6 separate regions of the Homo sapiens genome follow, and all the other regions are linked to region 4. Evidence: chromatin loops called from intact Hi-C (ENCODE). Cell type or tissue: heart left ventricle. All regions are shown on one strand.

The links. Peaks named below come from ENCODE experiments on the same cell type or tissue, not always from the same donor. Only the 100,000 strongest peaks of a DNase experiment are listed, where the experiment ranks them.
Region 1: a loop joins it to region 4, with 4 times the contacts of the local background. A loop is called at or near these places in 14 of 110 quality-filtered maps.
Region 2: it touches region 4 in a loop (3-fold over the local background); 28 of 110 quality-filtered maps call a loop at or near these places.
Region 3: a loop joins it to region 4, with 4 times the contacts of the local background. A loop is called at or near these places in 18 of 110 quality-filtered maps.
Region 5: a loop joins it to region 4, with 2.5 times the contacts of the local background. A loop is called at or near these places in 2 of 110 quality-filtered maps.
Region 6: it touches region 4 in a loop (2.5-fold over the local background); 19 of 110 quality-filtered maps call a loop at or near these places.

Annotation. Positions count from the first base shown.
Region 1 is chr5:39,960,127-39,965,126 of GRCh38, reverse strand. No RefSeq gene overlaps it. Among named protein-coding and RNA genes, the nearest start is that of LINC00603, 90 kb to the left of the region's middle. In heart left ventricle, no CTCF peak of the experiment used is centred here; no DNase peak of the experiment used is centred here.
Region 2 is chr5:40,734,232-40,739,231 of GRCh38, reverse strand. The region is part of intron 2 of TTC33 (tetratricopeptide repeat domain 33); the gene reads left to right. It also overlaps a transcript of PTGER4 not described here. Among named protein-coding and RNA genes, the nearest start is that of TTC33, 19 kb to the left of the region's middle. In heart left ventricle, a CTCF peak has its summit at 2,746 (motif pointing right); no DNase peak of the experiment used is centred here; H3K27ac peaks cover 813 bases.
Region 3 is chr5:40,442,223-40,447,222 of GRCh38, reverse strand. No RefSeq gene overlaps it. Among named protein-coding and RNA genes, the nearest start is that of LINC00604, 200 kb to the right of the region's middle. In heart left ventricle, no CTCF peak of the experiment used is centred here; no DNase peak of the experiment used is centred here.
Region 4 is chr5:40,685,614-40,690,613 of GRCh38, reverse strand. The region is part of intron 2 of PTGER4 (prostaglandin E receptor 4); the gene reads right to left. Among named protein-coding and RNA genes, the nearest start is that of PTGER4, 8.2 kb to the right of the region's middle. In heart left ventricle, CTCF peaks have their summits at 2,065 and 2,268 (motif pointing right); a DNase peak (open chromatin) is centred at 2,273; H3K4me3 peaks cover 3,176 bases; H3K27ac peaks cover 1,926 bases.
Region 5 is chr5:40,243,043-40,248,042 of GRCh38, reverse strand. All of the region lies in intron 2 of LINC00604 (long intergenic non-protein coding RNA 604), which reads right to left. Among named protein-coding and RNA genes, the nearest start is that of LINC00604, 5.2 kb to the right of the region's middle. In heart left ventricle, no CTCF peak of the experiment used is centred here; no DNase peak of the experiment used is centred here.
Region 6 is chr5:40,427,763-40,432,762 of GRCh38, reverse strand. No RefSeq gene overlaps it. Among named protein-coding and RNA genes, the nearest start is that of LINC00604, 190 kb to the right of the region's middle. In heart left ventricle, a CTCF peak has its summit at 2,707 (motif pointing right); no DNase peak of the experiment used is centred here; H3K27ac peaks cover 382 bases.

The DNA of each region.
Region 1 (5,000 bases), 730 kb after region 4:
CAGTTTGACATGATTAGTTATCTGGCATAGGTAGTTATCTTGTTATGTATTTTCTTAACTGCTAAATAAGTTTCCCAATCCCCAAAACTTTATCTTTTAGTGTATTGATACTGATTCATGCCATTTTATTTTTAATACCTGTTTATTGGTGAACCCAAACAAAAAATATTTAAACTTATAACCTTGAGAATTATCAATCCAGCATGTTTGATTTTTGCAAATAGGGAAACTGATATTCATAAAAACAAAGGAATTTTCTACAATCGCATTGCTAATATGGGCTCTCTGCCACTAGACTATAGGACTTCTGAAATCTAGAGCTTGACTTTTCCCAGAATTCCTGTTTCTCCCTGTTATTTGATGCAAGAAGCCTGTTCCCTGCAGCTCTGATGAAACATTGCCAGTAAAATATTTCATTGAAACCACTAGAGTTTTTGCTTTGTTTTGGCCTTTGCATTGTTTCTAGTGACCCCAACATGTTCAAAGTCAGACTGACTTTGTGGCCACTTCTTTCTTCTTAAATTCTATTATAGCACCTACATTCCACGAAGAGCATTGCAAATGCTTATATAACCCACATGTGTAATAAAGCTCCACATGGCTCCCTGGTCTCTATTTCTCAATAAGTATGTAATGTTGATCATCAATAAATTGCAATGTGGTGGTCCCTCACCAAAAGGCTAAAAAGGAGGTAAAAGTGAGAGGTCCAAAGATGGCCATATAAAAGACCGTGTGCATACATCTTAGTCTGGCATTCAAGGCTCTTCATAACCTGTTCCTGCTCTGTTTATCCACGTTCACCTTATGTCACCTAAAAGGAACTCTTTGCTTTTAGTGGAACAAGTATTTTTAATGTTTTTTTTTCAGGTCAACTCAGATCCACTTTCTACTAGCTTTGCACCCCACGACTGCTTCATCGAATTTGGATACAATCATGAATATTCTTATTCCTTCCATTTCCCTCTCTGAATCTAATAATTTATATATAATCTCACCTTGTTCACCTACTTTCTTTACTCACCCATCCACATCTCTCTCTTCTATCTCTGAACTTCTTAAATACTTTTTTTACAGTACCACATCATGAGTCTTAGAACATATTTTACTTGACATTCAACTCTGTTTACATAGATTCTTACATATATGTTCTATTCTGCAACTGGCTTCTAAGGTCTTGGAAAAATTGTTGGTGTTTGTGTAATTTAGTTTCTCCTTAAGGCTGTACATACATGGTTCTATTTTGTTGGACACATGGTAGGATTGCACTTTCTCAATTTTTTTTAAATTAGGCACAGCTTTATGACTTGCTTTAGACAATAAAATGTAACAGAAGTTATATATATATATATATATATATATATATATATATATATATATATATATATATATATATATATATATCTCGTTTAAAGGCATAAGCTTTCAGAGCTAATTGATGGATCACTTCATTCCCATCTCCTGCCATGAGATACAAGTATGAAGATAGAGCCTCTATCGGCTTGGGTCCTTGAATGACTACAATGGTAGACTCTACTGTCAATCTGTGATGCATATATGTACTCTTAGTGAGAAATCAACAATCCCTTTGATACACTAGTAAGATTTGGGGATTCTTTGTTTCTGTAACATAACCTATAACGTCCTGCCAAGTTGAGCATCCTAGATAAATGTTGTACCTGCAGTGGATGGCCAGTACATACTTGTGAAGAGTTAACAGAATTAACTAGACAGTATAACTTATAATTCATTTTGGAAAAGCCCCAGTGATAACTAATAAACATAATCTGGAATACCAGTGAGAAAGTAAAAACAGCAAAAAAAATGATTTTTGTGCTGATTTACCCAAAACGAAGCTTAACAATTTCCTTTAACTCTGATTGACCTTTGAAGTACTGTGAAAGTCCCGGAACAGCCTGAAGTTGCAAATATTTGATGGCTCAATTACTGGAATATTCATTTCTAAGGCCAGTTTGGAAATGGGGAGGAGGTAAGACAGGAAAAGCTGGAAAAAAAAATGGATGTTTTATAAAATAAGCAAATTGTGGAAGTAAGCAAATTGAACAGGGATTTTTAAAAATTATTGGTATTACTCTGAGCCAGTCTGAGATGCACTTATATATTATAGTTACGTGTATTATGTGCATTTAATATATACACATGTTATATGCAGAAACATGTCAAAAAGCACAGGAGGCAGGCTGGCATGTATTTTTTCAGAAAGAAGAGTAGACAAAGCAAATAGTAACGACTTGGTTATTTATATAACTCATATAAAAACTGTAAGTAGCACCATTGTGACAAGATTTGTCCTACTCACAGTCATTTTCATTTTGCGTGTCATTTTCAAATAAACTTTGTATATGTATATAAGTGTGAATCATGGTGAAATTTCTTAAAAATAACGTAAAACATTGCAATATCCATTTAGTTATCTGAACTTTCATCATATAATTCATACAATATTATTCTACAAACATTAATTGCCAACTCAACTCTGGTCTACATAGTGCTCCAAAACAGCTTCTCAAACTTTAAGGTGTATATTATTATGAGGCGATTTTATTAAAATGCAGATTCAGACCCACTGGGACAGGGACTAAGATCCTGCATTTCTTACAAACTCCAAACTGATGTGGATGATGCTGGTATGGAGCACACTTTGAGGTACAAGTTTCTAAACAAAGTTTCTCATGTTGCAAATGGCCTGCCTAAAAAATAATCCTCCTCTTAGCCCTCTGAGAGGTCATAGCTCACTGTAGCCAGTAGTCATTGCTGAGTACCCTCCTCAGTGACTCCTCAGAGGTGCACCCCATGTTCATTTCATAAAGACTGAATGAGCAGTAGCATCCAGCACTCATTAATTTTTTCTGCTTACTGAGCATGGCCAAGGACAAAATCTACCATGTGCACAGTCCATTGCCGAACTCTTCTCTACTCATCGTGAATATGAGACCCATTGAAATAATAAAGAGTATGTGTTTCTGGGAGCCATGCTGAAAAATGTGCAGCCCAACCTGAGGCTTATCAAGGAAAGGGAAGCAAAATAAGTAGGCGAGGCTTCCTAAAGAGTAGAGCACCAAGTGACCCCACTGAATGTCTGTCTTCACATATATCTGGTGCTTATGTTCATTTGAGGCATATATGCCCTTGCCAATAGCATCCTGGCTAGCTTAGGAGGATGATGATGCATGAAAGTTTTGTAAACTATAGCTTCTTCATTATTCTGAAACACTGGAAATGAAAAAATCTGAATCTTAAGTACATTTGCATTATACCAAGAAATTCCCACACTATGTCTATCCATGAAAGTAAGAAATATCTGTTAGTTACTATGAATACATTCCTCTGTTGATAATTTTTTAGCATCTACTTTTGGGAAAGTTTCTCATTGATATTATCAAGAATATAAAGATATAATCATTAAAAAGTCATCAGAAATTTTTCAGCTATTTCAAGCACAAAGCCTAATATAAGAAAGTATGTTTGGGAAAGCCTGCTCATATTTTACGTTAAAAGTTTATAAGGGTTGCATTTTAAAACTTCATATAAGCTTAATATTTAATGTGAAAACTAGCATTTTTATTCTATTTTCTTAAAATTACATAATATAATAAGTATAATAATTTTATCAGTTAAGACCCAAATAAGTGCATTAAATCTCCAATTTACCCCAAAGTGCCAAATAAATATTATAATTTATATTTTTTTGACATATGAAAGGTAGAAAAGCAATATTCTTGGTACTATAGTAGTAAATGAGACAAAATCCCTGTTCTCATGTAGCTCTCATTCTCATGGGAGAGAAAAAAATAGTAAATTAATTTACAAATATGTAAAATATCAGGGAGAGTTGCACTTTCCACAGAGAAATGTAAAATGAGTTGTTCTATTAAGCATTAACAGTGGGGCTTCCTTCAGTTGGTGATAATGAAGGCTTCTGTTAGGAGCTAACATTTAAATTGGGCTCTGAAGGCCAAGGGGAAGCCAGTTATGCAGTATTGAGGGTGTAGGTATTACAGCAGAAAAAAGAGCCAATGCAAGAACCTTCAGGCTGAAAGTATTCAGCTTGTAGCAGGAAAAGAAAGGCCAGTGTGGTTACAACATTGTAGGCAAGAGGGATATAGTAAGAGATGAGCTTGGGAAGATCATCACAGGTCAGATTATATAGGATCACAGTAAGAAATTAATTCTGGGCATTAAGAGAAGCTGTTGAGGGCTTAACTGGGAATGTGGCAGCATAGAGCTAGTGTTAAATCCATGGCTTCTGGAGCCAGCCTACCTGAGTTCAGATCCCAGCTCTACTGTATTCTAGCTATGTGTTATGGAAAAGCTATTTAACTTCTCTGCACCTCAATTTCCTCCTTGCAAAATGTAGGTGACAATAGCATCTGCCTTAGAGGGTTGTTGTGAGAATTAAACAAGTTAAAATTTGTAGAGCACGTAGAATAGAGTTGGGCAGGTAGAGAGGCCATAGAAGGGTGTGTTTAGTTAGGAACACAGAGAGTCTGAATTTTGTTTATAAAAGATTATTCTGTTTTTACTGTTAACAATGGATTATAGAAGTACAGGGAAAGAACCAGGGCTACAAATTGGAGACCACTCAATAGAAGTTGGGTTGGACTAGGATGGAATTGGGGGTAAATAGAAACAAATATTTATAATTCCGTATTAGCAGTAAGGAGGTTATAGGACATCAAGTTAGAAAGAAAATTTTAAACATATAGTTAATATTATTGAGACCTTCACATATTGCCCAGGTCCAGATGAATAAAAGTAAATTTAATCATAACAAGCTTTAATATTTTGCTTCTCTAACAACTTTTGAAGGCTTCCTTTTGGTAAGTCTGTGTTCTCTCAGGACTTTCAGAGCACACCTTTTTACACCTTGCCCCATCAAGCATTTGCCAATATATTAATAGAAGATTATCTGGTGGTTCCCTGCTTTGCTGATGCCCAGGTGTTCTTCCTTAGCTTGATTCCCACTTCTTCCAGCTTCCACT
Region 2 (5,000 bases), 49 kb before region 4:
GACTAGCCAAAAGAATTTTATGAAATAAAACATACTTAGGGAACTTATATTACTTAATTTAAGTCCTTAACTGTGTTTTTGAATGTTATACCTTTATAGTACTAGTGTAAAGATAGACATACATGGATCAATGAAAATAATATATGATACAGAAATGACCCACATGTATGTGGTCAGTTGATACAAATGAAAACTTCTGGTTTTTAAAAGGCTTAATTGAGAACATGAAAAGTCAGGCCACAGGCTGGGAGAAAATATTTCCAGTCCATATATCTGACGTAGGACTTGTTTCCAGAGTATAGAAGAACTCTTACAACTCAGTAGGAAGAAGACAAGCTATTCATGTAAAGAATGGGTAAAAAGTTGGAGCAGATGCTTCACAAAAGAAAATATATGAATGACCAAGAAGCATAAAAAAAGCTGCTCAACACTATTAGTCATCAAGAAATTTCAAATTAAAACCACAATGAGATACTATTACCTAGTTACTAGAATGCTAACATTGAAAAGATTGACAGTATCAAGTGTTGGCAAAGATATGGAGCAAGTTAAACTTTTATACATTGCTCATGAAAATGTAAAATAGCTTTACCTCTTTGGCAAACTGTCTGGTTGTTTCACTTTTTTATTTTATTTTATTTTATTTTATTTTATTTTATTTTATATTTTATTTTATTTTATTTTATTTTATTGTATTTTATTGTATTTTATTTTATTGTATTTTATTGTATTGTATTGTATTGTATTGTATTGTATTGTATTGTATTGTATTGTATTGTATTGTATTTTATTTTATATTTTATTTTATTTTATTTTTGAGATGGAGTCTTGCTCTGTTGCCCAGGCTGGACTGCAGTGGCATGATCTCAGCTCACTGCAACCTCCACCTCCCGGGTTCAAGCAATTCTCCTGCCTCAGCACTCCCGACTAGCTGGGATTACAGGCGCGCACCACTCTATGCCTGGCTAATTTTTGAATTTTTAGTAGAGACAGGGTTTCACCGTCTTGGCCAGCCTGATCTCAAACTCCTGACCTCAGGTTATCTGCCTGCCTTGGCCTCCCAAAGTGCTGGGATTACAGGCATGAGCCACTGTGCCTGGCCTGTTTCACATAAAGTTAAATATATACTTTATTGTACAATCTCACAGTTTTATTCCTAGATACTAATTCAGAAGAAATGAAAACATTATATCCACACAAAGACTGTTCCAACAATGTCTCTAGCAGCTTTATTAATAGTGTCCATGAACTGGGACAACCTAAATGTTCATCAGCAGGTGAATGAATGAATAAATTGTGGTATATCCATACAATAGTATTCTCTTGAGCAGTAAAAAGAAATGATTGACATCTCAGAAACATGCTAAGGGAAAGAAGTCAGGAAGAGTACATACCGTCTGATTCCAATTTTATAAATCTGTCTAAAGACAAATTAATCCATAGTGACAGAAAAAATCAGTAGTTGTCTGGGGTCAGCAGTTGGGGTAGATTTCCCGAGAAAGGGGCACAGAAAACTTTTTGGATTGACAAAAATGTTCTTTATTGTGATGGTTGTGGTTGTATTTACATGAGTATATACATTTCTCAAAACTCATCAGAAAGTATGCTTCAAGTGGGTACGTTTTTTGATATATAAATCACACACCAGTAAATTTGATTAAAAAAACAAAGTTTTGAGTGCTTGTCAAATGTAAAATAATTCTATATTCGTTTCATATATCTTTATATGTGTTCATGATGTCTTTGTGTTCTGAATTTGCTGTTATATTGCAAGTTAATTGACAGATAATTTAGATTTCAGTAAAATTTTGAATCTGGATATTATGTATTTTCGGGTCTTGGTTATTTTATCACTCTGTCAGCCTTCTTTAGTAACTCTTGTGCATCACCTGTAGGATAGTAGCAGAAGTCCCCAGTCTTTTTTTTTTTTTTGAGGTGGAGCCTCACTCTGTTGCCCAGGCGGCTGGAGTGCAGTAGCACGATCTTGTCTCATTGCAATCTCCACTTTCCAGGTTCAAGTGATTCTTGTCCCTCAGCCTCCTGAGGAGCTGGGGCTACAGGTGTGCGCCACCATGCCTGGCTGATTTTTTGTATTTTTAGTAGAGATGGGGTTTTGCCATGTTGCCCAGGCTGATCTTGAACTCCTGGGCTCAGGCGATCTTCCTGCCTTGGCCTCCCAAAGTGCTGGGATTACAGGCCTGAGCCACCATGCTCAACCTTGAGTGGCTTTTAAATTCAGAAGTCTTACCTTAGAGTATTCATGATTCTTTTTAACAAAAATCTGGTTTACTCTTCTACCCAACCCCCAAGAAATTTTGGTGCTTAATAGAGATGGTATAGTGAGTATAGTGGTTAAGAGTGTAGATTTTGAAGTCAGATTACCTCCATTCAAATCCCAACTTTATCATTTCTATCTGCATAAACTTTGGGTAGTTATTTTTTGTCAATTTCTACCTCATAGGTCAAATGGTGATACATATCTTATAGAATTTTGGAGGATTAAAGAGCAAAGTCCATGTAAAAGCATGCTACCTAGCACCTAATAAGCACCAAGTGAATGTACTTTAGATATAATATTTTAGGATTTTATATGTTCTTGGTATATTTCCTGTAGTAGTAATATATATTTTTGTAAATTATTTTGTTCAAGTGGCTTTTTCTAGAATTATTACAAACTAGGTTATACCTTCTCAAGAGTCACGGTGTTAGTCCCAACTTTGACATCTTGGCTTTTAAAGTTTCAGCCACTAGATGGTGATATTTGACTGTCTAGCTAACTGGTCTGATTTTTCTGTTAGAATCAGTTGTATGTGTATGAAGCAGGAATATAAATTAGAATTTACCATGCATTTTGTTCTTGTCTAGGAAAGTATACCTACTAATGTAAATTTGAGGGTGATCTTGCTGTGTGACCCACATTCTGCAGATTACTCACATCAGTATATTTAATGACAGTGGTTTTGCCTCATGCTCTGTGGAAAAACATAGATACAGTCAGTGTAGAATGACTTTATTTTCTCACCAGCACATCTTCCAACCTTACTGTATTTGTGCCTATATGATCTGTCATCATTCCATTGTAATTATCAAAGGCCCACCACTCCACTTGTACTCTAGACCCCATCCCCTTGTGCCTTCTCAGGAACGTTGTTCTGAAATTGTCCTCTCATTTTTATATAATCTGTTTCTTCTTTTCTCTCGGTCCTTCTTGCTGGCATGCAAACATACCCTGATAACATCCATTTAAAAAGCTTCTCTCCAAATGCTCTGCCATTTCTCTGCTCCCACTGCACTACAAACTCCATTTCTTGATGAACCATCCAGTCATATTTCTGTCCCCATGAATCCACTGAAACTGCTTTTGTAAAGGTTATCAGTGACCTCCATGTTGTCAAATCCAGTCATCACTTCTCTGTTGTCATTTATTGTGCTTCTCATCATTCAGCACAGGTGACCACAGTCTTCCTAAATACACTGCTCTCTCATCTTCCACACCACCATGCTATCATGCTTGTCCTTGTCTCCATGTCCTCTCCTTTTTAATCTTTGCTTGCTCCTTTCCTTTTGCTCTCCAGATCAACAATCATCTGTGTTTGTGGAGCTGTTGCCAGCTTAACATAGACCTTGTATTTATTCTTCTTTCTTCATGGCTTACTTCTGTTTTTCCCTCACTCTTGATTGCGTGGGATCCTATCCACTCAATAAAGATTTAGCCAGTAAGCTTTGGCCTCAGGCTCTGTTTTCCAGGTAACCCAAATTATCCTGGATTTCTTTCTTTTTTTCACTCATACCAAGTCCAAGTTGAGCCAACTGTACATTTTCAGTGTGTTGTAAATCTTTTTTCCTCTTTCTGTTTTCACTTCTATCCTTATCTAGGGTTATCTCATACCTAAATTACTTTGGTTGTCTCATATCTAGCCTTCCTGTGTACATTTTTGTACCCTTACTGTCTATTCTTCTGGGTCTGACTGATCTTTTAAAAATGTAAATCAATAATTCATGTCTCACTGTTGTATAAAAACTCTGTGGATTCTTCATCACACATACAATTAAATCCACATGCATAACTATGGCTTATTGTATTCTCTGTGATCATGGCTTCGGCCCACCTCCCTGACCTCTGACTTCCTTTCCTCTGGTTTTATTTCCTTTCCACAAAACATGGTTTGGTCCTGCCCCAGGTTCTTCCCTTTGCCTGGAATGGACCTTCTCCAGATTTTCAGTTGTCTGACCACGTTTTGTCACTCAGGTCTCAGCTTGAATGCGTTCCTAGGAAGACCTTTCTTGACCGCCCATTCCGAATAGCCACTTGGTCACTCCCTATCACATTCCTCCATTTGTCTTTTATCACGGCACTTATATTTTAACTGTTTGTTATCTTTCTTTCCCTGTCCCCTTCTAACATGCATACACTTTAGAAAGTAAGATCTGGAAGAATAGTAGGGACCTTTTATATCTTGTTGGGTGCTGCATCCTTAGTACTTATTACTAGAATTCTACCTGTCCCAGGGTAGGTGCCCAGTAAATATTTATAAAGTGAATAAGCTGTTAACTATATAGCTCATTAAATTTAAAGCCACAGTAAATTAGAAGTCTAATTGGGAGTAAAGTAGCTAAACACATTGACATTTCTATTTGGTAAATGAGTGTGCTATCTAACTTATTTAGCTTGATCACCAGCTGTTCTTTACCTCAGTATAGGGCATTATCTCATCCTGCCCTGTTGTAGTCCATGGAACTATTCCCTTTGCTTCCTTCCTTGTGCTACTTCAGTTGCATACTGTTAAGATTGTCCTTAAACTGGCGGAATCAGACTTTGGTCATTTATTAACCACAGTGACTTTAAACCAAGTTTTTATCTTTTAATGCTTCCTATCCAACAGCTGCAGTAGGGCTGTGTCTGTTCAGTCTGTTCCAAACTGAAGTTGAATTAAGAGATATGCTGCAGAAATTATGAGAGACTATTGATTTGTTCAGTGCCAAGTTTCCTGTGATCTAAA
Region 3 (5,000 bases), 240 kb after region 4:
CTGTCTGAGAAAACATGCCCTTGAAGAAAGAGCACCAGACTGGATGAGGAGTCAGGAGGTATGTTGACTCTGACTGGTGCTGTCAACATAGGATGACTCATGCTGGCTCACCCAGGATTTTCCCAGTATTTGCACTGAGAACTGTCTTCTTCCCTCCCATTGGTTATCGTTTTCCCCATCCCACTACCTCCAAGTCCTGGGTCAACCAGTGTAGTGGGTCAGCAGTTAGGTGCATGATCTTGAATTAGACACTCAATTTACCAGTTTTGGGTTCCTCATGTGTAAAGCAAAGAGGATGGATTAGATGTTGATATAGTTTTGCTGTGTCCCCACCTAAATCTTATCTTGAATTGTAGTTCCCATAATCCCTGCATGTTGTGGGAGGGACCAGGTGGAGGTAATTGAATCATGGGAGTGGTTTCCCCCATGCTGTTCTCGTGATAAATGAATTTCATAAGATTTGATGGTTTTATGAACTTCTGGCATTTCCCCTGCTTGTGCTCATTCTCTCTCCTGCCGCCCTGTGAAGAGGTGCCTTCTGCCATGATTGTAAGTATCCTGAGGTTTCCCCAGTCATGGGGAACTGTGAGTCAATTAAACCTCTTTTCTTTTCTTTCTTTCTTTTTTTTTTTTTTTTTTTTTTTTTTGAGATGGAGTCTTGCTCTGTTACCCAGGCTCTGGAGTGCAGTGGCATGATCTCTGCTCACTGCAAGCTCTGCCTCCCAGGTTCACGTCATTCTCCTGCCTCAGCCTCCCAGGTAGCTGGGGCTACAGGCGCCCGCCCCAACGCCCGGCTAATTTTGTTTTTGTATTTTTAGTAGAGACGGGGTTTCACTGTGTTAGCCAGGATGGTCTGGATCTCCTGACCTCGTGATCTGCGCGCCTCAGCCTCCCAAAGTGCTGGGATTACAGGCGTGAGCCACCGCGCCTGGACTAAACCTCTTTTCTTTGTAAATTACCCAATCTTGGGTATTTCTTCATAGCAACATGAGAATGGACTAATACAGATGTCTGAAGCTCCTTGCAGGTCTAACATAAGAGTTTATCTCAAAGTCATGATCTTTCTTGTTCTTATTTAATTTTTATTTTTTTTGAGATAAATTCTCACTCTATTGCCCAGGCCAGAATGCAGTGGTGTGATCTCATCTCACTACAACCTCCGCCTCCCAGGATCAAGCAATTCTCCCACCTCAGTCTCCCAAGTAGGTGGGACTACAGGCACGCACCACCACGCTTGGCTAATTTTTGTATATATATATATATATTTTAGTAGAGATGGGGTTTCACCATGTTGGCCAGGCTGGTTTTGAACTCCTGACCTCAACTGATCTGCTTGTCTTGGCCTCCGAAAGTGCTGGGATTATAGGTGTGAGCCACCATGCCTGGCCCATTATCTTTCTTTTCCATTAATCTATCTGCTTTCTCCTTCAAATAACCATGAAAATCTTAGAGATTAAGTCCTCCTTTGTCTTTGTATTCTATTTTTTAATTTATACCAAATCAATTCAGCACCAGGATTTCCTTCAGAGAATCAAGCATTACTCTCAAAGATTGGCAATTGAGATAAGATAAAGAATTAAGTTAGCATGTTTGTAGAAAATGCAACAAAATCTATTGTTCACTATAACCTAGGCAATCTGCTAATACAAACTCCAAAATTGCCCACATACTCTGAATTGAGAGAATAGGAAGAGGAGTTGCAAAGAGAAGCTTTCACAGACAGCAGAGAACTGGGTAGGTTTCTAAAGCTTGTTTAGTGTTAAGCTTTTTTTTTAAAGATTTGTTGAGATGTAATTCAAGTTATCATGTAATTTACCAATTGAATGTGTACAAGTCAATGTTTTCCTGTGTATTCAAAGACATATGCAACCATCAACACAATTTAAAAAAATTTCATCACTTCCAAAAAAAAAAAACCCTTTATCTTTCCGCTATCACCTCCCAATCCTCCTATCCTTCCATACACTCAGCTTTGAGTAACCATGATTAGTAAAGTACTAACTGTGTATTAATGCTTTACCTTCTTATTGCTGAATAATATTCCAATGTATGGACTTACCACATTCATTTATCCTTTCATTAGTTGATGAACATGTGCATTGTTTCCACTTTTTGGCTCTTAAGAATAATGCTTACATGAACATCCATGTCCAAGTTTTTGTGTGGACACATGCTTTCATTTCTCTTGGGTATATATCTGGAAGTGAAATTCTGGGTTATGTGGTAATCCTGTTTAACTACTTGAGGAACTTTCAAACTGTTTTCTAAAGTGGTCACACCAATTTACATTCCCATATTCTCATACGTGTATGAAGGTTCTTATTTCTCCACATCTTTGCCAACACTTGTTTTTAACTGAACTTTGTAATTCTAGCCATCCTGGTAGGTGTGAAGTGGTATCTCATTGTGATTTCTATTTATATTTCCATGATAACCAATAATTTTGATAATTTTTCATGTGCTTATGAGCCATTTATATATCTTCTTTGCTAAAACACCTATTCATAGCCTATGCCCATTTTAAATTGGTTAATTTGCCTTTTATTCTCAAGTTGTAAAAATTCTTTATATATTGTAGATATAAATCTCTTATATGTAATTTTTGAAAATTTTCTCCCATACTGTGGGTTATCTTTTTACTTTCTTGATAGTGTCCTGATCTTGTTCCTGATCTTAGGGGAAAAGCATCCAGTCTTTCACCATTAAGTATGATGCTAGCTGTGGGTATTTCTAGACAACTTTTATTTGGTTGAGGAAGTTCCCTTATTTGCCTAGTTTGTTGGGTGTTTTTATCATTAAAGGGTATTAGATTTTGTCAAATACTTTTTATGCATCTATTGAAAAAAATCTTGTGGTTTTAATTTTTTATTCTATTTATATTTTATTGATATGGTGTATTGCATTACTTGATTTTCAGATGTTAATTCAATCTTGGATTCCTGGGATAAATCCCACTGGGTCATGATATAATTTGTATTATATGTTGCCGGATTTAGTTTACGATTTTGTTGAGAATTTTTGCACCCAAATTTATAAGAAATATTGGTCTATAGTTTTCTTTTCTTATCTGGCTTTGGCATCAGGATTATACTTTCCTAAAAAAAAGAGTTATGAAGTGTATTCTTCTCAACTATTTTTTGAAGAGTTCGTGAAGAATTGGTATTAATGCATGGTTAAATGTTTGGCAGAATTTATCGGTAAAGCCATCTGGACCTGGAGTTTTGTTGTGTGAATAGCTTTTTATTATAAATTCAATCTCTTTACTTGTTATAGGTGTATTCAGAATGTGTATTTCTTCTTGAGTCAGTTTTGGTAGTCTGTGCTTTTCTAGGAACTTGTCCCTTTTATTGGTATACAATGGTTCATAGTATTTGTTTATTATTCTTTCTATTCCTGCAAAGTTATTATTAATTTCTCCTCTTTCATTTCTGATTCTAGTAATTTGAAATGTTAGTATTATGTAATTTTTTGTTGGTCAATCTAGTTAAAAGTTTGTCAATTTTGTTGATTTTCATTATTTGTTTTATTATTTTTCTCTATTTTCTCTATGTTATTTATTTCCATGCTGATCTTTAGTTTTCCCTTCCTTCTTCTTGCTTTAGGTTTAGATTTCTCTTCTTTTTCTAATGTCTTAAGGTTGTTTGAAGATTAGGTTATTTATTCGAGATCTTTATTCTTTTCTAACATAGGTATTTACAACTGTAGGTGTTTCTGTAAGAACTTATTCAGCTAAATTCTATGTGTTTTGGTATGTTGTATTTTCATTTTATTCATCTCAAAATATTTTCTAATTTCCTCTTTGATTTTTTCTTTAACCCATTATCTGTTGAGAAGCAAATTTCTGTGTTATTGATTCCTAATTTCATTCCATTGTGGTCAGAGAATATGCTTTGATTTCAGCCCTTTAAAATGTAGCAAGATTCATTTTATGGCCTAGTGTATGTTCTTTCCTGAGGAATGTTCCATGTGTACGTTACAGGAATACATATTCTCCCTGATTGGTGGAGTATTTTATACAGAGATGTATGTTATGTCTTGTTAGTTTGTAGTGTTATTGAAGTCTTCTATTTCCTTGTTGATCCTCTGCCTATTTGTTCTATCCATTGAAAGTGGAATATGGAAATCCCCAACTATTCTTGCTGTGGTATTTAATTTTTAATTTGGAAGACAAGTTCATTCTACTTCATTCATTAGACCTGAGTCTGAATAATTTTGGATATTTCCAAAACAAAATACATGTCCCATGCCCACATTATATTAAAGACGTGTTAGTTATCCTTTATCATAGTTTATACTGAATTAATATACTGAGCCTGAATGAATGAAGGTTCATTTCAATATTCCAAGGAGCAATGGCAAGCAGGGGCATATACAGAGCTGAATCATTACACAAAATTTTTAAAACAATACTCTTTCCAACTATATTTATTATGAAAGTTTAGTATGGCAGCTACACTGGACATCATGCTGGATCTCGAACCTAACCACCATTCACAGTAATGTTTCTGTTGCAATTTGTATCCAAGTTCAAAACACTAATCTACATACTTTTAAAACACAATTAGCTCAAACACTTGAGTCTGCCTGGACTTTGAGTTCCTGCCAGGTTAAATGTTTAACTTTTGTGGCCCCAAATCTCATGAAACAACAAGGCTTTCTTGAAGCCCTTTCATACTAGCTATTGCTATGCATACAATGTATTTCAAAACAGTTCAGATGTTAGAGAGGAAGTGAGCAGCACCACAGGGAAGGAGAATTCATGTCGTGATAGCAAACAAATAGTACATTTTAATCATATGATGTCGTGGGCTTCTCAGACTACAGCTAGTATTTGATGTCTTATTACTTTATGTTGTTCCTTGGGGATACCAAAGATTGAGGCAGTTTCTCTCCCAAGGATTAAAGCTGGGTGAACTTATTTTGGGAACTAATACTTTGATAAAAAAAATAGATGTCATACTGACCTGTTAGTGATTATGGCATTCAGTGTAGACTATAGA
Region 4 (5,000 bases):
CCAGAGAATAGTTTTTATTTTCTCTATGACTCTGTTCCCCAGTTATAGTAATCACAACGGATGAATGAGAATTTGCTAAATTTAGAAGGAAAGACATCACATTTCAAATAGAGGTAGCTCCATGTGCAAAGTCATGGAAGAATGAAATGATATGTCAACATCTGGGAACTTCAAATGATTCAGCGAATGGAGCATGAATTTGTGTAAACTTACATGATCATTTTAATCCTTAGGGGAAAATGCATTTGTTAAATGTACATGTATATATATTTTTGAGACAGGGTCTCACTCTGTCGCCCAGGCTGGAGTGCAGTGGTGTAATCATTGCTCACTGCAGCCTTGACCCCCTAGGCTCCAGCAATCCTCCTGCTGTAGCCTCCTGAGTAGCTGGGACTACAGGTGTGTGCCATCATGCCTGGCTAACTGTTATTATTTTTGTAGAGATGAGGTCTTTCTATGTTGCCCAGGCTGGTCTCTAACTCTTGAGCTCAAGTGATCTGCCCGCTGCAGTCTCCCAAAGTGCTAAAATTACAGGAGTGAGCCACCATGTTCAGCCTCAAATTTACTCTTAAAGTATTATGATTTTTTTTTGCCTAGATATTACTTCTAATTCCACTGGGATCATTTATATAAAAATCTCATCTGTAATTAATATAGAAATAGTAGTAGTGGTAATTCACATAGAAATAGAAATAGAAATAGTAGTATAGAAATAAAAATAATTGCCATATATCTTAAGTAATTATTTAGTAATTATTTCTTGCCTTTAGTAATTATTTTAGGTTAGGGAGAAGAGGTTGAGTCTCACAGTCAAGGAAGATACATAAAAACCACAAAAAGGAGAAAGAACTAACAAAAGCATAGCTGGAGCCATTTAACTAGGGGCAAATATCTCTAACAAGACTTGAGGATGTTGCTGCCTTACTATATACAGCGTAACAATGAATGACTCATGGTGTATGAATCACCTGGAACAGGGACAGTTTAGTTGAGGCTGAGTCAGTTCACAACGGAAAAGGCGATTCATTGACCATTTGCATGTGTTCCTTTGGCACTTACTAGATGTAACAATATTTGGGTCAGGATATTATAGAAAGATTTTCAACAATTTGGGTAAAATTTGGGTAAAAGAAGGAAGAATTATTTTTTTCTTCCTTTAAAGATTCTTTGAATCTTTAAAATATTCGAAGAAATACATTTCATTAATCTGCAAAATCAAGCTTATATTAAACTTACTCCTGGATGATACTGGATCAGTAAGGTAGAACTGCATTTCTTTTTCTTCCTTAACTGGAATTTAGATCTTAATTAGCTATAGGTCTCTGATCCTCTCTCAAAAGATTTTTGTTCATTTCCTTTGTTATTGTTTTGTTGTTATTCACTTGTTTTGTTTTGAGAACTTACACTCATTGCAAAATCTGACCTAAACTTATTTTGGCAGCAAAACTGAACTGAACAGACTGTGAAGCCATTTAGTTCAATTTATTCCACTTAGAGTGAATATTCCTATGTTCTGGTCCAGGATTACTGTTCCAGTTCTGATGGGGATATTACATATTTTGCAATATATTATTGATTACTTTTCTAAAAGCCAAGAAATTCTGAATTCTGAAACTCATCTGCCCGTAAATATTTTGGATATGGGATTATGGGCCTGTAAATCTCAGAGAATAAAATAGTGACATGCCTCTAACCAAGATGAAATTAATATCTTCCTATATGGAAGACAGCTAAATCAAGAATGAACTAGAATGAACAGCAGTGTGTAATATCGCCTCTTGAAATACTTTTAGAAACTACGCTGGGATAAATGATAGTATCAAGGCAAAGCATACTTGATTTAAAAAAAAATCTTTACAGAAAGTAAAATAAAGCATCTTGGTTTCTTCCTTCCATAAGCTTTGAGGTCTTCAGCTATGCCTGGAAACTCAGCAGTTCCCTCAACTCTACAGGCCTTTTCTCAGATGAGGTATTTGTTACTGAGACCCAGAGGTTTTGAGGAACTTAGGATGTCCCCCACCCTGTTGGTGGCAGAGTCTGGTCTGGACCTCCATGTTGCCTTTTCTGTTCTACCAGTCTGGCTTTCTGTTTAATTATTATTTCCTGACAATGGAATTGTTGGTAAAAAGCATGAGGTCTATATTTTATTCACATCACATACTACGTTCCTAAGGGTAGAAGAAATGATGGCGTTAAATCTGTTAGTATCAAGTCCTGTGTGTGGTCTCTGGAAAAGACCTACGGCCGGGTTTATGCGAACTTGAGCCTTCAAGCCTCCAGGTGGCAGTGTTGCTCCACTTGAGAGTTTCTGATACTACCTCCCTAACAAGCACTGTGTAAAGCCATCTCCGAGACTCGCAGAACAGAATTTTGGTTAAGTCTGAACCTGACGTTTCTGAGATTTTTGACACTGAAAATGTTTTATTGCTGGTTGCTTCTCCTACCACAACCTCAAAGGAAACATGGCTACTACTGAAAGGAAGAAAATTTTTGAATAGTTAAAATGGAATTTATAGCCATTCAAAGAAGTACATTAGGAGTTAGCATTTTAAAATTTCTGTGGCCTTTTAGAAAGGTTGGAATGTTGTAAAACAATTAATAATAGGTTTTCATAATCAAAGGTGATGAGAGGCAAGGAAAGAATCATTTCTGTGCCTCATCTCATCCACAGCAGCAATGGATTTCGACTAGTATAGGAGGGAATGAAAGGAGGCTATATTAAAAGTATGCTCTATTTTAAAGTTTTCCATGGGGGAGGAAAAGTTTACAATTAGTACAAGCCACTGAACCTGGTCATTCAATGTCTTTTCAATAAAGGGGAGTTCACAGGGTAGTAAAAGTATGAGTTTAAAAAGCAAAAGTCCAAATTCAGGTAAAAACATCCTCAAAAGTTGGTTAGATTGAAAAGAATCAATATGAGTTTTACTTTGCAGCGTATTTCAATTGAGACTTACTTCAAGTAGGGAAAGAAAAAAGACAAAACAAACAAAAACTCCACGCATCTTGCAATGTTTGAAAACATAGAGCAACCTCTGCTTCACTTTAAGTAGGCTACTTGATTTGCTGTTTCCAAGAGGGCAGGGACAACCCCAGTTGAGATGGGGACATCCGGAGTAGTGCTTCAATGTCTCGTGAGGGGGTGAAAGCACTTTTCGGAATTCTTGTCCAACAGGCCCTATATTTTACATAATTAAACAAGTTCAGGCAGTTTTCAGTGTTGGAAGAGTGTGTTGCTGATAAAACTGAACCTCCGAGTCAGGAGGGAATATGGCCGGGCATGGTGGCTCATGCCTGTAATCCCAGCACTTTGGGAGGCTGAGGCAGGCGGATCACCTGAGGTCAGGAGTTTGAGACCAGCCTGACTAACATGGAGAAACCCAGTCTCTACCAAAAATACAAAATTAGCCGGGCGTGGTGGTGCATGCCTATAATCCCAGCTACTTGGAAGGCTGAGGCAGGAGAATCACTTGAACCCGGGAGGTGGAGGTTGCGGTGAGCTGAGATTGCGCCATTGCACTCCAGCCTGGGCCACAAAGTGAAACTCCGTCTCAAAACAAAAACAAAAACAAAAACAAAAACAAAAAAACTCACTGAATACAAACAACGTATCTCCTTTCTTCCAATTTTAAGTCTTTTTCTAGTAGCTCCTGCTGTGTACATGTGGTTTGTTGTTAATATTGGCATATTACAGTATTCTAAATTATTTTATTTTCTTTTAGAAAGGGTCTCACTCTGTCACCCAGGCTGGAGTGCTGTGATACAAACATGGCTCATTGCAGCCTCAACCTCCTGGGCTCAAGCAATCCTCCAGCCTCAACCTTCCAAGTTGCTGGGACCACAGGCACATGTTACCACACCCACCTAATTTTTTTTAAATTATGTTATTCACACTTTTTTTTAGGATGATTAGAGATTAGGGCTCAGGAGCAGTGGAACATAACTTTGAGGAAATGCAATAAGTTCAGAAGAAGATGTGGTGACAAGAAAGCTGTAAGGAGGCTATATGCTGTAGAGATAAATGCCCAAGCTTTGGAAGCAAACAAGCCTCTGTTCAAATCCTGGCTCTGCCCTTATAACGTATGTACAAATTATTAAAGTGCTTAGTACAGTGCCTATCGTATAACAGATATGTTGGCTCTCATTACTTTTTCTTTCAACCCATATGTGGAAGCTTGCCCAGTGTGGAAGGTATCAATAATTTGAAAACTGTAGCTTAGAGGTAGCTTTGGGATATAGTTAATAATATGGTATCAAAAACATGTACTTCCTACTTAATAATTTGTTTGCAGGGAATGTTGAAGAAAGAATGTTGAACTCTTGATTAGATTTAGTAATGGACTGTCAAAACAGTAACGCTTTCCAATAAGTGACAAGATCTGTAGCTGGATTTGAATGTGTGTGCTACTTGTTCTGTTCCAAGCACATAAAAGGAATTATCTGTATGGGCTCAGTTATCCCACTGCCTTGTTAAGAGTCCAAAATTGACACAGCTGTTACTAGAAGTTCTTATCACTTTCTTTTTTTCAAGTAAAGAATAGTGGAAATAATTATTGACTGGGTGGTGTGTAGGAGAGCTTGGTTCTTCTTCTGGCCATTTGTAGAAGGCAAGTTAAATCTCTACAGGCTTTATAGGTCAACCTCTACACTGAAAGTTTCTGTTTTTTTTTATTTGTTTGTTTTTAAAGCTCTCACATTGAATATTCTGATAGGAGACTACAAGAATCACGTCAGGGCTGAGAAAAAAAATCTTGTTAGGAGATATTCAATACAAACAAATTGACAGGTCAAGAAAGCATGGTGAAATGAGCATTAGACGAGGACTCACCTATAGCTACCCTGTAAGTTGCAGAATGATATAAATTCTTCATTTGCAGCTTGGGAAACTGAGGTGTAGAGAGAGTGAAAATACTGGTCAGCCCTACTTTCTCCTTAGAGCTTTTCAAGATTCAAATGAAATGCCAGATGTGGAAATAACTTACTTTTATGTTACTCAATAGTCT
Region 5 (5,000 bases), 440 kb after region 4:
TGGCTAAAGGTTTGATAATTTTGTTAAACTTTTCAAGAAACCAACTTTTTGTTTCATTAATTTTTTGTATTGTTTTCTTCAGCTCAAATTCATTTATTTCTGCTCTGATCTTTATTATTTTTTCTCCTACTAATTTTGGGTTAGGTTTGATCTTGCTTTTCTAGTTTTTAAAGATGCATTGCTAGGTTGTTTATTTGAAGCTTTTCTTCTGTTTTGATGTAGGTATTTATAGCTATAAACATTCCTCTTTGTACCACTTTTGCTGTATTCCACAAGTTTTGGTATGTTGTGTTTTCATTATAATTTGTTTCTATAATTTTTTTGATTTTTTTCTAAATTTCTTTATCGACCCACTGGTTATTCTGGAGCACATTGTTTAATTTTCATCTATTTGTATAGTTTGCAAAAATCCTCTTGTCATTTTTGTTTTTTTATTCTATCGTGGTCAGAGAAGATGCTTGACATTATTTTAAAGTTTTGAATGTTTTCAGGCTTGTTTTGTGACCTAACATATGGTCTATCCTTGAGAATGATCCATGTGCTGAGAAAAAGAACATGTATTCTGCAGCCTTTGGATTAAATATTCGGTAAATATCTATTAGGTTCATGCGGTCTATAGTGCAGACTAAGTCTGACGTTTCCTTGTTGATTTTCTGTCTGGAATATCTGTCCAGTGATGAAAGTGGGTTGTTGAAGTGTGCAGCTATTATTGTATTGGGATCTATCTCACTCTTTCACTCTAACAATATTTGCTTTATATAACTGGTTGCTCCAGTGTTGTATGCACATACATTTATAATTGTTATGTCCTCTTGCTGAATTGACTGCTTGATTATTATACAGTGACTTTCTTTGTCTCTTCTTACAGTTTTTGTCCTGGAATCTGTTTTGTCTAAGTATAGCTACTCCCACTTTTTTTTTTTGATTTGTTTGTTTCCATTGGCATGGAACATCTTTTTTCATCACTTTATTTTTAGTGTATGTGTGTCTTTACAGGTGAAGTGTGTTTCTTGTAGCAACAAATCATTGTGTCTTGTTTTTCATCCATTCAGCCATTCTATGTCTTTTGATAGGAGAGTTTAGTCCATTTACATTCAATGTTATAATTGATAAGTAAGGACTTACTCCTCGCATTTTACTATTTGTTTTCTGGTTTGTTGCGGTCTTCTCTTCCTTCTTTCCTTCCTTCCTGTATTCCTTTTAGTGGAGATAATTTTCTCTAGGGGTATGATTTAATTTCTTGATTTTTATTTTTGGTGTATTTGTTGTATTTTTTTTTATTTCAGGTTACCATGAGGCTTTCAAATACTATCTTATAAACCATTATTTTAAGCTGATAACAGTTTAACAGTTTTTGCATAAAAAACAAATAAGCCAAAAAGAAAACTAATACAAACTCTACACCTTAACTTCATTTTCCTGCTTTTTAACTTTTTGTTGTTTCTATCAATATTTTATTGTTCTATGTCTTGAAAAGTTGTTGTAGTTATTAATTTTGATTGGTTCATCTTTTAGCCTTTCTTCTTAAGATAAAAGTAGTTTATACACTATAGTTACAGTGTTATAATATTCTGTATTTTTTCTGTGTACTTACTATTACCAGCGAGTTTTTTTTTTTACCTTCACATGATTATTACTCATTAAAGTCCTTTCTTCCTGATTGAAGTACTCTCTTTAGCATTTCTTGTAGGAAAGGTCTGGAATGGATGAAATCTCTTAGTTTCAGTTCATCTTGGAAAGTCTTTATTTCTCATTCATGTTGGATGGATATTTTCACCAGATATACTATTCTAGGGTAAACATTTTTCAGCACTTTAAATATGTTATGCTACTCTCTCCTGGCCTGTGAGGCAGCAAGTTCTCTTCTGGACCAGGGTGTGTCTAGATATGTTGTCTGGGAACTAGAGCCTGGAATCCTATTCTACTGTGGCTGAACTGGTATCCAAGATGTAAGAGAAAGTCTCTTTGCTCTTTCCTCTCCTCTTCTCAAGCAGAAGGAAGGAGTCTTTTTTGGAGCCATGAGCTATGCAGACTAGGATTGCGGCAGGGGAGTCACAAGCACTCCCTTAGCCATCTTTTCAGGTTTCTCAGTAGGTTGTGTGCCCTCTCAGTCCACTGGCTTTGAGTCTAGCTCAGCAATAGAATTCTCCTAGGAGTTGCAGTCCTTGTGGCCTAGACTGCCTTTCAAATGTATTCAGAGCCCCACAGCACTTTAGCCTGTGGTGGCATGGCTTGCCAGAGCTCAAGGTTCAACCACTGGGATGGGTAATTTCCTTCTGGCTAGACCCAGTCCAAATGCTCCTTCTGTGGATGGGCATCAGCTAACTACAGCTCAGTTCTGCTTTCTGCTGTGACGGCAGAACCAAGTTCAATGCAAAGTCTCACAGTCATTGTGTTCTTCTTCCACAAGTGCACAGGTTCTCCATATCACACAGCCACAGGGGTTAGGGGGAGGGGTGGCTTTAGTAATTCAAGACGGCTTTTTCTCCCCTTCTCAGTGCCTCTTTCAGTAACATGAAGTTAAAACCAGGTACTGTAAGTGCTCACCTGATTTTTGGTTCTTAGGAAGGTGCTTTTCTCGTGTAGATAGTCGTTAAATTTGGTGTTCCTGCATGGTGGGGACAATCAGTGCAGTCTCCTATTCTGCCATCTTGCTCCACTTCTGGTCTCTTCTTTTAAGCTCCAATGTCATGACCCAATTACTTCCCAAAGGCCGCCTTCTAAATACCACCATGTCACAGGTTAGAATTTTAAAATAAGAATTTTGGGGTCACACACACACACACACACACACACACATATATATATATACATATAGATGTATATTTATAGTCAAAATTCATTATTCACAGTTTCTATATTTACAAATTCACCTACTTGCTGAAATTTATTTATTTGTAACCCAAAATAAATGCTTGGGACACTTTTGAGGTTATTCACAGACACAAGTAGAGTGAAAAAAATTTGACTTGTTCAATGCATATATGCCCAGCTGAGGTTAAACAAGGCAGCACTCTGCCTTTTTGTTTCATGTATAATAGTGTAAACAAGGGTCCTTCCATAGTCTATTTATTGCCATTGTTTTTACTCGTGTGCTTCTTGTTAGTGATCTCACCATTTAAAATGGCCCAAAAGTGTAGTCCCAAAGTGCTGACTAGTGTTCCTAAGCACAGGAAGGCTGCAATGAACCTCATGGAGAATATATCTGTGCTTGATAAGCTTAATTCACATATGGCCTATAGTGCTGTAGGTCATAAGTTCGATGTTCATGAATGAACATTTATTTACTTAGCAGTTCTTGAGTCAACCTTTAAGAAAAGGTATCTTTAAACAGAAACATTCATAAAACAAAGTTATATATTGATCTGTTGATAAAAATGTGACCAGAGGCTTATAGGAACCTCTTCCTGTCTTTTCTCTAGGAAGAATGTTTCAGTATTTACTAATTCAGTGCTCACAGCATTTTTGTAAACATAATTCCATGAATATTGAGAATTAACAGCATAGATTACATCCGTAGATATATAGTAATTCTGTGAGTTGAAAGGAAGTTTCTATCTATCTGTCTATCTATCTATCTATCTATCTATCTATCTATCTATCTATCCATCTATACATCCATCTATCTGACATCAGGTGTGGGATATTTCGTATTAACAGAAGCCAAGCACATATTTCCACAAAGTTAAAAACCACTGAGATCTAAGCACTAGCATAGACTTAGCATAAGTCGTAGCCAGTTTTGTGTTTCCATGTGGGTGCTATTTTTATTTTTAAAATACATTACTTGGCTGTATGCTTTACTGCTCTCCTTCTTTTCTCCCCATATCTGGTATCTTAGCCAAATGTGTCTGACTGCATATCGTTGCCTCACACCCATAGGGTATTTTGTTTTGTTTTGTTTTGAGACAGAGTCTCACGCTGTCACCCAGGCTGGAGTGCAGTGGTATGATCTCGGCTCACTGCAACCTCTGCAACCTCTGCCTTCTGAGTTTAAGTGATTCTCGTACCTCAGCCTCCCAAGTAGCTGGGATTACAGGCGTGTGCCACCATGCCCAGCTAATTTTTGTATTTTTAATAAATACAAGGTATCACCATGTTGGCCAGGCTGGTCTCGAACTCCTGACCTCAAGTGATCCTCCCACCTCAACCTCCCAAATTGCTGGGATTACAGGCGTGAGCCACTGCAACTACCATCCATAGTGTTTTTCGAGTTTATGCTTAGCTCCTATTATTCTTTTTACATCAACTACTTTGCTCTCTTTACATGCACAGACCTGAACTATTTTCCTTGAAGTATTCCCCCATTCTCACTTCCCTACCTCCAGACAGCTATAATCTCTCACTTCTATAAATACTATGGTCTCTTCATCTCTGTGGCAGTAGCATATTGTACATTTGATTTTGATGATTTGGGTACTTGTCTCACTCATTTTGTGTTTCCCACTTTGCCTAACCCAAGGCCTTGTTCAATATATGTTTACAGAATAAAAATATTTAGTTCTCAACAATTTTAGGTCACAAACCTCTGTAAAAATGATTAAAGCTTATTCTCAGAAAAAAAATGTAGTACAACTTAAAAGTTGTACTGCATTTCTGAGTATTTGAAGCTCTCTTCTCCATCAACACCACCTCTCCAAGTCCACAAAGTCTTTGTTAAAAACTTCTTATTTACTTCAGTCTCCTCAGAATGACAATGGAAAGTTGATGTCCACGGAAGTCAAGTAACTTGTCTCAGGCTAGTGGGAAAGCTAAGACTGGTGTTGGCATTTTACAATTTTCCGAATAGAGGTTTTTCTATGTGGGTGACTTAATCTTGACCATAATAATGTTCTCCTGTTTGCTCCAAATGAGGAGACAGACAACTAAAGGAAATTTTGTTCACTCTTAACCACAGACTACTGTGCTGATGGATGCTGTTGAAGTCAACAAGGAAGTATTATGTAGAGTCAACAGAAAGCAGTGGACAGAGAAACAGGAAATTGATTACAACCCTCCAA
Region 6 (5,000 bases), 260 kb after region 4:
TCTCCCTCTTCTTCTGCTACACACTTCATTTATTATTAAAATTTCCTTTAGAATCTTAACTCAGAAGAAGTCAAGATGTATATATATTCGGGATGATACATAGAGAGGGTTGCATGGGTTTGTGTTTATGGATTTATGTTTGGAAATGGAGGTGGAGAAATGTCAGTGGACCAGGAAGAAAAGTAATGCAGGAGCATAAAGCAACTGGAAATACAGGAAAAAGAGAGAATTATGTGTTTCAAAAAATTACACTCCACTGTTGGACAGCTCTGATGGTGAGAAAGATTCTCAGGTTGTTTCCACTCATTAAGTTTTGCCTCCAGGAGCAATAAAAATCAATCAAATTTATCTCCAGCAGAACAACTTCTCCGAATTGAAGCTAAGATTATATTTGTCAGAATTCTAAGGGAACAAGTAATGTATTCCCAATACAAATAAATGTATAGTAAAAATTATTGATGATAGTAAGCATACCCTTAATAGTTTTGTTAATCAAATCACATACTGTAAACATTTCCAAGTAATGCCTTTTAAATAATTTTAGCATTAAGTAATTAGCTTAACAGTACATTCATGAACAGTTGTTAGTCCTACTGAATGTCTTTTTTCTGGCTTTGAATCAAAAGGATGAAGCAGCTTTAAATGGAAGCTTCTGCAATTCTAAGTGCTAGAGTCTCTTGGACCTATATTTAACTTCAATAATTTTGCCTTATTTCAGGCATCCTTTTCCAAGAAGAATTCTTCTACTATGGGGTGGAGTGGAGGTTGGAAGTTAAACTCAACCAATACAGGGAACAAAGCGCAATAAAAATCAAAAGAAAATATTTACCTCTGGGCAAAGGACACACACACACACAGCATGCATGCATGCACACACCCATGCTATTTCATTGCTCTGACCTCACTCCCTAGTAGCAAGAAGACCTTATATATGTATTTTTGTAGGCTCTGCTCCTTGGGCCAAAGGCAGAAATCTCTGAGCTTTCACCTTACTTTCTTTCATGTCTAACAACTGAATGAGGAGAAGAGTTGAGTTACTTTAAAAATAATTCTTGCTAACAATTGATGATTGAAACTCTATTCTTCCAGATCTAGCTATGATGCAGGTTATTTAATTTTAAATATTGCATCCTGGAACAATGTGATATTATATAATTTCTAGTTAGCTAGCACTTTGACTCTTAAAATTGTCAAGTGCCCTAAGGGAGAATAGGTGGATCGCAAGCATTATATCAGAAAAGCCATCTTCCCAAGTTGGCTACCAAAAGCATTTCAGCTATCCATACGAGGATCAACACCAGACAGTTGGTTAGCATAATGAATGTCAGATATATTTCTTTAATTTGTGACATTTGTGGCTAGGTAACATGATGGATACTAGAAACAGGCTCACATTGATAACATTAAAGTTATTCAAGACATGTAGTTTGGCTAAAATATTTTTAAAGATACTTCCCACTTTTGCATAAAGAAATTCTAACAAATAATAAATTCTATAACCTGTTCTTTAAGAATGTTGCTTGAAGCTTAATTCCTAAGTAATACTGTGTCTAGCCATTAAGTAGGAAGATTTCAAGTAGGTTAACACTAATGTCAGAGAACCTGGACCCTACCTTCTGAAAATTGTGTCCACCTCACAAAAACCTTTCATGGAAGGTGATGGTTTGACACCAAAAGGAGATCTAGGACTTCACTGAACTCACAGAAAAAGATTGCATTGACTATTTTGTTCTTCCTTGCTAATGAAGCTAGTCAGTCAACATGTATGGCAGAGTAGGGCATGGGACTTTTTGTACACAGGCTGTGAAAAGTAGCTAATATATGTGCACTCCAAACCTTTTCAGCATTTAATGTCATCCACCAAATAGGAGCTTAGAGTTGTGTGTGATCAGAATGGTTTGGGTCAATGTGTCATCCACCCCAAAGAATTTTTTTTTCAACTCTCTGTTCACTATAGCTCCTTATTTTAAACATCTTCAGCAGATTGAGACAGGACAAACAGCTTGTCATCATCAATTTGAAATTCCCTGAAAACTCAGGTTGTCATGAACAACCAAAGGAAGAAGGGTTGAGAGGCTAAAGAGAAAGTACATTGGGTCAGCTGGGGCTGTTCTCTGCCTGGCTGATGTGATGATCTTTCCCAAAGGGCAAGTGGGGACGGGAGACCAGTGTTCCTACTTATCTCCAGGGAGGGCTACGCTATGTCATAAAAGTCTGAAATGAGAGATTTTTATGTCCCTTTGGATTAGCTGCAAGGGTCAATGGAACAGTAAAGCCTGCATCATTTCCCTGCCCCTTTCCCTAGGCAAGGCAATGTGTGTGGTCGTCTGGGCAGAGCAGAGATGGTAGAATAAGTTGTCCCAGCTGGAGATGCTCTGGGACAAATCAGTGACTATGTTTTTTGTTACCCCTTGTGGCAGACTGCTTTGTTAGAACTTTGAGATAATCATATTACTGATATAAACTGAGTAAATACAAAAGATTTTGTCCTAATTTGAGTCTGCTTTATGTTCAATTATTGGTGATGTCATCTGACAAGTCATTTCCCATTTGCCTTTTGGGCTTTTGTCTCAGAAAGAAGGATTAGTAACTCAGAGTGATGAGATGAGCAGCTGTTGCTTTAGGAGAATCCAGGTGAAAGATGATGGTAACAGGTCTTTGTGTGTCCTGATTTCACCTCTCATCCTCCATCAGCTGGGGTTTTCTTGGCAGCCACAGCTGGAGCCACTGGGTGGAAGTAGGAAGATAGTCAGAGCCAACACCATCAGGAAGCAGATACATCACCCTGAGAACGGGAAGTGCTAGTCATTTAATAGTCTGTGCCAGATGACCTGCAAGAGAGAGAGAGGCACTAAGTTTTCTAGACAAAGCGCATGTTGCCTGGGAAAGTGGAAATTAAGACACTTTAAGAACTTTATCTTTACAATTATCTATATTTTACAGTTTCCAGCTCAATTTATATGGGTAATACAAGTTTCCTTGAAGATAAAATCAGGGTTTGGAATATGCAGTTATCATTGACTGTTAGAACATGTTCAGGCAAGGCTTGGGTATGTAAGTTCTTGGAACTACCACATTCCCTTTACTTGCCAGTTTTGTCATGAGTGGTTCTATTGATTGCATCTGTGGCTTTTTCTGGGTTTGCACTAGATTTGAAGACAGATAGGTGCAGCTTGGTAAAAATTATTTCTCTAATGGCAGTGACATTTTCATTTTATCTGTTGTGGAATCACAGTTCTTATTTTTCAGTTGTAAGATAGCATATGGGATTGTGATATATTTTCTGATGTCTCCTTCTACTTAACCCTGGTGCCCTGGGTAGGTGTTTTCTAGCAGGTTTTCACTGCATGTGTAACCATGTGTATGTGTGTGTGCATGTGTGTGTGAAATGCTCTTTCAGCATTTCAACTCCATAGGGCTTTTGCTGTGAAAAAAATGTCAAGATTTGAGGTTATTATAACCTGGCTGGGCCTAAAGGAAGAAAGTCATTTTCCAAGTGCTGACAACTACAGAAAAAGAAAGGAGCCAAATAACCAAGAGTGGAAGGGAACGGTTTGATTTTTACCTTCTAGCCCCTTGGTGTGGAATTAGAATATAATTGACCACTAACGTATTGAGATGGGCAAGGGGATACAAGGGTAAAGTGAATTTTTTCTCCAGATCATCAGCTAAGGTGTATTCTATACATTTCTGGGTCCTGAATGAGTCAAACATTCCATATGTATTTATTTTGTGTCAACAGATATTTATTAGGGCCTAGGGTTACTGTAGTAAAAGAATCAAGGGTTAGACCTCATGAAGTATGCTGGAGGGAGAGAAAAACAGGGAAACAGGTGAACATAAAATACAATTTCAGGTAGAGAGAGAGATATGAGAAAAAGTGATTAAGTAGAAACTTGCATTAAGTTCGAGAGGTAACCTAAGGAAGACCTGGGGCGGGAGGAGAGTGTGGAGGAAATGAAATAAGACAGTGTCTGGGGCTGGATAGTGGTGGGGGGCTTCAATCTCTGCTGACTGGGAAGCCTTGTGAATTTCCAACATGGAACTGAGGCTCTCTGATTTATGGCTTTAAAAGCTCACTCTAGTGCATCAACTCTTTTGTACTTTGCTGGCTATGTATCAGTGCTAGTAGAAAATCATTGTATTCTCAAAACAATTATTGAGAGGCCTCATGATACCTTTCATAAAGCTCTAGAAGTTTGTAACACTTTTTGATTGGGACCTGGAAAAGAAATAATTGGGGCATTCTTTGAAGTTGTATATTAATTCATTAGTTTATAACTCAAAGGGGGAAAATGTATAATTTAAAGAAAATGCCAGGAAAATAATCATTTTTAGTTGATTTGCTTACTATGTACTGCTTTCTGTGGTCAGGCCTTGCATTGGTGTCAGAAATTTGTTGGTTATTCAGCTGTCTATCAGTTATGCAAGGCAGTCTAACATGGTGAGTCAGAGGTGGGTCCCCAGAGGACAGCTGACTGCGTTTGAAATTCAGCTTTGCCAGTCCTAACAGCCACTTAGCTACTCTAGGCCCTTGAATAATTGCAAAGTATGGCATAATATGAGTGTCACCCTTATGGAGTTTTGTGAGGATAAAATGAGATATTATTATACATAGGAACTGCTTCTGACACCACTTAAGTACTCAGTGAAAGTTAGCTAGCTACTATTACCATTTTTGCTAAGGAAATTCCAACCATAGAAGATTTTTAAATTTCACACATGATAAATCAATGATAAGTTAATTTTACATAATTTGGAAGCCTGAATGGGCAGAATTATGAGTCTGGAATATAGTATTTTGGGAGTAACACTCAATATTAGGGTGATATTATGTTAGCACTAGACAATAGGCTTGATGGGGCTGGCATCGTTAAAGGAGAAAAGGCCCAAGCCTAGGGCAGATTTATGGTTTGAGGCTGCCAATAAGGATTTATAGCAACAGATGAGGGTTAGGGGTGTGAGGCATGCAAAAATGAGCTGAATTGAGAAAAGTTGCT